3 separate regions of the Mus musculus genome follow, and all the other regions are linked to region 1. A link is a contact called in ENCODE Hi-C or POLR2A ChIA-PET data. All regions are on one chromosome and are shown on one strand. The core of a region is the stretch at or near the end of the contact, and the rest is flanking DNA. Distances in the headings are between cores, read along the strand shown. Region 1 holds the start of Tet1 (tet methylcytosine dioxygenase 1). Region 2 holds the start of Dna2 (DNA replication helicase/nuclease 2). Region 3 holds the start of Slc25a16 (solute carrier family 25 (mitochondrial carrier, Graves disease autoantigen), member 16).

What was found. A loop is a pair of places that touch in the nucleus more often than their neighbours do. ChIA-PET counts read pairs that join two places held with the same protein, here RNA polymerase II (POLR2A).
Region 2: POLR2A ChIA-PET joins it to region 1 with 10 read pairs in Patski. The contact joins the promoter of Dna2 here to the promoter of Tet1 in region 1. POLR2A ChIA-PET finds 5 or more read pairs at or near these places in 4 of 5 experiments (Patski and embryonic stem cell).
Region 3: a map of left cerebral cortex shows a loop between it and region 1 (1.9-fold over the local background). The contact joins the promoter of Slc25a16 here to the promoter of Tet1 in region 1. A Hi-C loop is called at or near these places in 1 of 37 maps with a recorded cell type or tissue (left cerebral cortex). POLR2A ChIA-PET finds 5 or more read pairs at or near these places in 4 of 5 experiments (Patski and embryonic stem cell).

Annotation. Positions count from the first base shown.
Region 1 is chr10:62,886,048-62,888,606 of GRCm38, reverse strand. Tet1 (tet methylcytosine dioxygenase 1) reads left to right here and starts at 1,283. Exons shown (of 13, transcript NM_001253857.2): 1 at 1,283-1,435. The region is part of intron 2 of Gm51805 (a long non-coding RNA gene); the gene reads right to left.
Region 2 is chr10:62,945,761-62,948,319 of GRCm38, reverse strand. Dna2 (DNA replication helicase/nuclease 2) reads right to left here and starts at 1,291. Exons shown (of 21, transcript NM_177372.3): 1 at 1,151-1,291. The coding sequence starts at 1,227. It overlaps Slc25a16 (solute carrier family 25 (mitochondrial carrier, Graves disease autoantigen), member 16), which reads right to left. Exons shown (of 9, transcript NM_175194.2): 9 at 1,826-2,559.
Region 3 is chr10:62,919,361-62,921,919 of GRCm38, reverse strand. It overlaps Slc25a16 (solute carrier family 25 (mitochondrial carrier, Graves disease autoantigen), member 16), which reads right to left and starts at 1,287. Exons shown (of 9, transcript NM_175194.2): 1 at 1,039-1,287. The coding sequence starts at 1,168.

The DNA of each region.
Region 1 (2,559 bases), core at 34-2,533:
TTATAGGTATGGGAAGGAGAATCAGTTCAAGGTCAAAATCTAATAGAGAAAGGGAATGAAAGAAAAATAAAGAAAAAAAGAGAGAGCCAGGTTTGCTTTTTTCTATTGCAAAGATTAAATTGAGGCCTCAGTCTTCACCTCTGAGCAGAACTCAGCTAGAAGTGCATTTCTGACCTCCAATCAGGTTACTTTATAATCCCAGCACTGGAAAGGCTGTGGCTGGAAGATTCCTGCCTTTGAGGGCAGCCTGGGCTACACAGAGACTTTTAAAAGCTAAACAAACAAACCCGTTATAGCTGGTACCTAGTTAAGAATACATTTAAAGGATTTATTTAGGGTGTAAGCTTGACAGTTTGGGACTATTTCTCCGAACAATCTAGGGACATTTATTTGTTTTATTTTGTTTTGTTTTTTTGAGACAGGATTTCTCTGTATAGCCCTGGCTGTCCTAGAACTCACTTTGTAAACCAGACTGGCCTATAATTCAGAAATCCACTTGCCTCTGCCCCCCAAGTCCTGGGATTAAAGGCATCTGCTAGGCTATCGAGGGACATTTATATACCACAGTTCAGGTATGGAATTGGGGGAGTGGAGTGTAAAGCCACAAGCCAGTTTTCTCCCTTCCACCTGAAGCAGTAGATTTCCTTGTCTAAGGGCAGACTTCTGGAAGAAGAGAAAGCTATCTTACCTTGGGATATGCCTAGTTAAAGTCAAGCCTGAACCTCATGGCAGGAATTTCTCTCTTACTGTATTTCCATTTCCTATAAAGTGATTATGATCACTAATGAGTCCGCAGTCAATGGCTAATCAAAATAAAGATGTAGGGAAAAAATCAAAGCTAATTTGATTTCTCTTTGGTCTTGAAGTTGGTTTGACACCTCTAGGATGTCACCTGGATGACCCGACTCGCTTCTGGAAACATTCGTTTTCGAGATACCTTTACTCCCATCTGATTAGAGATACTCTGACTCCCATCACTGAAAGAGATGGTGACCTGTAGATTTCAACACTCCTTTGACCTAAGAAAAAAGGGGAGGGAGCGCGGGCGGAATTTCAGGAAAGCCTAGGAAGGAGTGGACAGGAGAAGGGTCGAGAGGAGTCCGGCTCCGATTTGGGAAAATCCAGCTCGCATTTTGCCTCTCGCTCAGCGGTACAGGGTCCAGCAAAGGCTGTGCCCCAGCTACACTCCTAGAGGTCTGTACTGGGGAGACACCGCTGCTCTGGGGGGGGGCGAGGGCTGACCTGGCTGGGAGTACCCGCGCACTCCGCTCGTGGAACACTGCACTCTGCAACTGGTTTGTACAATCCCGGGGTCTGTATTCGCCCCTGGACGTCCTCTCCCTCCCTGGTCATGTACCTCTACCTGCCTCTTCTACGGGAACATTCGCGGAGCAGCTCCCCAACCCGGGTGCTCGGGCCCTGACCGTGCCGGATGGTAAGTGTCCATCCTAGGCCCGCCTGAACTCCTTGGCGCGTGCCGGAGCCTCAGGCTCCAAAGTTGCACGGACCAAGACCCGCTGGAAAGTTTGTCCAAGGATTGGTGCAGGCTTCTAGCAGGGGTGACCCGCGCTGCCCTGGGATCCAGAGGCAGTTTAGGGTGAGCTGGGGCGGCAGCAAAGAGCCGGGGAGTTGGGAGAGGGTACTACTCCGTGGCGGGACGGAGCTGGGGGGCGGATCTCGATCGGGCTAGGACTTTGCACGCCGCGATGCTTGGTGATGACTCGTGCGAGTCAACTCCGCGCCACGACCCCCTATCCCGGGCCGCTCCGGGTCTTTCGTGGCGGGTGACTAACAATGCTCGCGGGGGACCTTACAGCGCTCCCCAGAAAGTTTAGTTAGCCCTGGCTAGGATCGGTTCGCATGGGGACCTCCAGACTTGGCATCAACTGGAGATCCTGTAGGGGAAACGCATGTATGGCCTCTGGGAGGTCCCCAGACAGGAGTTCTTAGAAAGTCTGGGAGTCTGCCTGTAGGGAGGCGATAGCTTTTGCCAGCGAGGAGTGGGGAGCGCGAGCTGTCGGGTTCAGAAGTGTCTCACGCGTTTGAGACGTACCCCATCCTTCGCGGATGAACCCTAGAAAGGGGTTGCTGGGAGCCACTTCGGGAGTGCAGGGGACCTGGAGGTCTGGGAAAGGCTGGTCCGGAATTGGGAGGTTCAAGAAGAAGCAAGAAAGTAGGATATGTTGCCAGCGCCGAAACGCAAGTTTTTGGAATGCTACTGACTGGTTCTGGGATCCTGGAGAGGGGATTGAGGGCGTACGTGTGCTCGCAGCGGCAGAGTGAGTGCCTAAGACTTATCGTGCTGCACGTGAGCTCCGGGAGCTCGCGGTCCCTGCCTGGGCTGAAGAGACCACCGCCTACTCCGCGGGGTAGGGAAGCAAATCTTCCTTTTTCCGGAGGGGTGTGCTCGCCTATGATTATTCCAGCGCTGGGTTGGTAAAGGCATAGAGATCTCCGTGAGTTTCAGGGCAGCTAGGGCTGCATGGTGAGACCAGTCTGAAAAAGCAACTTCCCCTTTCTCTTACTCTCTCCTTCACCTCCAGTGTTCGCCCATTAATC
Region 2 (2,559 bases), core at 42-2,541, 60 kb before region 1:
CCCTGTATAAAACAACAGCAACAAAACAAACACTTGGGAAGTGGAAAAAAAGAGGATCAGAGATCAGAAGGTCAAAGCCGTCCTGGGCTGGCTACACATCTCAGCTCGAGGCTAGCCTGGGCTACCTCAAAAACTGGAAAATACCAAAAAGGGCTTCTACCACAGTCGAAAGCAATTAGGAAGTACAACTAAAGAGAGCTAGTCCTGTCCATTTTCCAGATAACTGATATACTGGGCATGCCAAAGTTCAGTGGCATAGCACCTGCTGTGCTGGGCATGACAATGTTCAGTGGCACAGCACCTGCTTGCTGTACCTGGTCCGCCCAACTACTGCTTGAAGGAAAAAAGAGGGACGCGGGAAGCAGCATGAAAGGTTCACTGCAATTGCTGCCAGGAGCTGCCAATCATACTAATCTTTATGGCATTAGAGGGCTTGGACCTACTGTATACCGGGTGTAACACCTCCAGGAGCTCTTAAAAGATATATTGAAGGGATGGCACGAGCGCCAGGAGATGCCTCTAAACTCAGGCACTTGCATATGTACACTTAAGTAAATTTAAAAATAAATAAAAGCCGGGCGTGGTGGCGCACGCCTTTGATCCCAGCACTCCGGAGGCAGAGGCCGGCGGATTTCTGAGTTCGAGGCCAGCCTGGTCTACAAAGTGAGTTCAAGGACAGCCAGGGCTACACAGAGAAACCCTGTCTCAAAAAACCAAAAAAGAGAAAGAAAGAGAGAGAGAGAGAGAGAGAGAGAGAGAGAGAGAGAGAGAGAGAGAGAGAAAGAAAGAAAGAAAGAAAGAAAGAAAGAAAGAAAGAAAGAAAGAAAGAACGAACGAACACTGGGTCGTCTGACTAAAGGCGATTCCTGGCAAGCCTTCAGCCCGGAGTTTGACCCCGACGTCCCACGTGAAAGAAAATAACTAGCACGGGTGCTCCTCCGACCGCCACAAGCGGGTCTTCCGCACATGCAAATAAGACAAAATCAAATCCAAAGTATCAATGACAGGGGTGGGCTGACGTGTGAAAAAGCAGCGGGCTACACCAGCAAGCTCAGGTCCCAATTAAGACTGGCCGACGATCACCCTCCAGCTAACACCCGGGAAAACCGCGCAGGTCCCGCTCGCGCCCGCCGCCCTCCCGCAGGCTCACAGCTCCACCCGCGGCACGGCCTCCGCTCCGCCGTCCTCTTCCAGCAGCAGCAGGTCCAGCTCGTCCAGCGGCTCCATTCCTGCCGAAGCCCGCCGGGAGAGCGGGCAGCCGTAACTCGCGGCGCTAGAGAAGCGCCAGCTCGCTGCGCATGCGCAGCAGGCGCCCCGCGCGCCAGCGGCTCCCGCGCTCTCCGCGCCGGGAAGCACAGCGCCGGACCGGAGGCGCTTTTCCGCCGTCTCCACTCCAGGACCGGATGCCTGCATGAACCTGCTGGGCTGCCGCGCAACTGCACGCGTCTCATAGCAATCCCCCGTCTCGGGCTTTTCAGAGCAGGAGAGCGGGAGATGCAGCTGAATTTCCACTACGAACCTGTCTTGTTGCAGGGATCTGATGCCTCCCACCCTCTGGCCTGGAAAGGCATCCTCATGCACATAGTGCATAGTACTCACAAACACACACACAAACAAAATAAATTTTTTAAAAAGTAAATCTAAGCCGGGCGTGGTGGCGCGCGCCTTTAATCCAAACACTTCAGAGGCAGAGGCAGGCGGATTTCTGAGTTCGAGGCCAGCCTTGGTCTACAGAGTGAGTTCCAGGACAGCCAGGGCTACACAGAGAAACCCTGTCTCAAAAAAACAAACAAACAAACAAAAAAAACCAAGCCATCAAAACAAGGATAAAAAATTACTTTTAATATCATATGGATTCTATAACAGACATAGAAGGCAATTTCTTATTTTAGAAAATATCTTCAGTTCTCTTTATTGATAATATAATTGCGATATTTATTTTATAGATTTAAATTACCTTAAGATTGAATGGAATAATTAGCTACAATGTAGTCCAGAAATTAAAATATACAAAAGAGTTTTATAAACAGACTTATCCCCACTCCTGGTACATTTACAAATCACATGATACATTTTTATTTTTAAAGTAAAGATTATAAAAATGAAACTAATTCATCCAATTTTTTCCAAGATGTGACAAGAAATATTTATATACATGAAAAAATGCAGAAATAACATTTGCAGCTTAATTTTAATGTTTTAAAAATCACATCAGTTCTACAAATAACTACCTCTAGAGAAGGCTTGATGCTTCTACTCCATGGGTCATGCTTACAACAAAAAGTGTTCTAAACACAATGATCAGAATTCTTATATTCTAAACAACCTTTTTAAAATGTAACAATCAAAATGTGGTTTATATTTACGCTTCGGACTATGACACACTAAAATTACATTACATGGAAGAACTTATATCTTGACATAATACCTCAGAAACATTGCTTCATCTAAATTGATGGTCCATTTACATTTCCTAGTACATACCAAGTTATTTTAGACAAGCATCTACAATGCTACTCTCCTTTTAAGGGCAAAGATATTTAATCTTTATCATAACTG
Region 3 (2,559 bases), core at 38-2,537, 33 kb before region 1:
GCATGGACTACAGATTTGTTGTTCTTCTCAAGCCCCTCCCACTTTTGTCCATCAGTTTACCATCATCTATCTACAAGATTAACCAAAACAACAAAGCCAGGGATCTTTGCTATCACCTCCATCTATCTTCTATCGCATGACAAGGTCTGCGGGCCTGCTTCTCCAACTGTTTGGTTTTTGTTTTTTGATTTTTTTTTTTTTTTCGAGACAGGGTTTCTCTGTGTAGCCCTGGCTGTCCTGAACTCACTCAGACCAGGCTGGCCTCGAACTCAGAAATCTGCTTGCCTCCCAAGTGCTGGGATTAAAGGCGTGCACCACCACCACCGCTGGGCGGTTGTAGGCAATTTTGCACAATATCCTTAGTCATTTTATTTTGTTTTTGAGACAGGGTATCACTTTGTATTCCTTGCTTGCCCAGAACTTGCTATGAAGACCTGGTTGACCTCAAACTCAAGATCTGCCGACCTTTGCATCTGCCTGGTGCTGCGATTTAAGGCACATTCCACCATGTCCAGCTCATATCCTAGTCTATTTTTCAAAGTTAGCCTCTAGAGACGGACTGTGCGACATGTGCCTGTAATTCCAGCACTTGGGATGCAGAGGCAGGAGAATCGGGAGTTCAAAGCCAGCGTCAACTACATAAGGCTCTTGAGGTGGGGGGGCGGGGGGGAATACATTAAATATTCTCAAATCATTATCCGCACGCGCGCGCACACTCACGCGAAGGGGACGCGAGCCCAAGCTGGCCTCCACCTCCAAAACTTATTTTCCTTTCAAGCAAACAGCAAAACCCAATCCTACACTGTCACACGTGTTGTTTGTAACAGAAAGGGGTGGTCCCCACCATGTCCCACCTAAAGGATCCTGTTTTCAACCTTAAGAAATAGGTGCTTGGTTCAGCGGAGGGATTAGCCCCGGCTGCAGGGGCTGACGTGAAGGCCCGGCTGGGTGCTGCAGCAGGAGAAGCTCGGGACTGTCTGATCGGCCCGCGGACCGGCTTCAACACCCAGCCCCGGGGTCCGGGCGGCGGATACTGACCTCCGGCCAAGAAGGAACGCAGCCAGTAGAAGTCTCGGCGTGAGGTCGGGCCCCCGCTCCCAGCCGCCTGCGGCACCGCGGGTGCAGGCTCGGCCGCCGCCAGGGCCGCCGCAGCCACCAGGGCCGCCATCGGGACCTGCGCCACGTCCCGAGCCTCCGCTGCCAACTTACAAAACACTGGGCAGCACCATGGCTGGAGCCGGCTCTGACAGGAGCCCAGCCGCCGCGCGGGCGGGGCCAGATGATGCCCATGGCGCGCGGCGGCGAGGAATGATGACGCACGCAGCCGCCGCTGGGACCCGTCCAAGAGAGCAAGGCGGAAGTGGGCGTCACCCAGGGGGTCTGCGACACTCAGGGTCCCGGGTTTCCTGCTGAAGGTTTGCGAGCCTCTTGAGCCAGACCAGTAAATTCAGGCTTGCAGTCTCAGCACGAGCGAACCTGATGACTCCTGACCATGGAGATCAAGACCCGCTTGAGCTATGTAGTGAAGCTCATGCCTGTCATCCCAGCACTCAGGACTCTGAAGCAGGGGCATCACCTCCAGACCAAGACCAGCATGGGTAACTTAGTGAGTTCCCGACTAGCCCAGGCTGCAGAGAGAAAGATACTGTGTCAAAAGAAAATGCTAGACAAGCTAGCTGGCTCAACGGCTGAAGGCACTTGTCACTAGGCTGGCCGACCTGAGTTGTCTCCAGACCCGGCCTAGTTGAAGGAGACAGTCGATTCCCACAAATTATTCTTAGACCTCCATACATGCAACTTGGCAGCACGCGCGCCCACACGCGCACACACTATAATAAATGTTGAGAGCCATAGAGATGGCTCAGCGGTTAAAAGCACTCTTGTTCTTGTAGAATACCTGGGTTTGATTCGCGCGCGCGCGCGCGCGTGTGTGTGTGTGTGTGTGTGTGTGTGTGTGTGTGTGTGGTGTGTATGGTGCCTCTGGCATTAACACAAGCAGCTCAGCCTTCCCTGTCTTTCTGATCCACTCCCATCTTCTGATCTCACACACGATAAATTCTTTAACCTGCTGTCTTCACAAACTCTTTCTCTTTTATTTCTCCTTCTTTTCTTTTTCTTCCTCTCTCCCTGCCTTTCTCGGGACCGGCTATGGAGGCTTGGCTTGTTTGGAGATTCTAGCAGGGTGACACATCTATTCCCACACCCTTTATCAAAGATGGTGTCCTTCTCTCTTAGGGGAAGGTCATCTTTGTCCAAACAGGCATGTAGTTCTGGAAGCCATGTACATGGAGTGGGAAGAGGGGAGGAGACACTCACATAGACAAGCAGGTCGCCAGGCGTGGTGGTCCACGCCTTTAATCCCAGCACTTGGGAGGCAGAGGCAGGCGAATTTCTGAGTTCGAGGCCAGCCTGGTCTACAGAGTGAGTTCCAGGACATCCAGGGCTACACAGAGAAACCCTGTCTCGAAAAACAAAAATAAATAAATAAATAAATAAAAAGACAGCAGGTCAACTTGGTAATCAGTGGAGTGACAGATGGTGCAACTGCATCACCCTCAC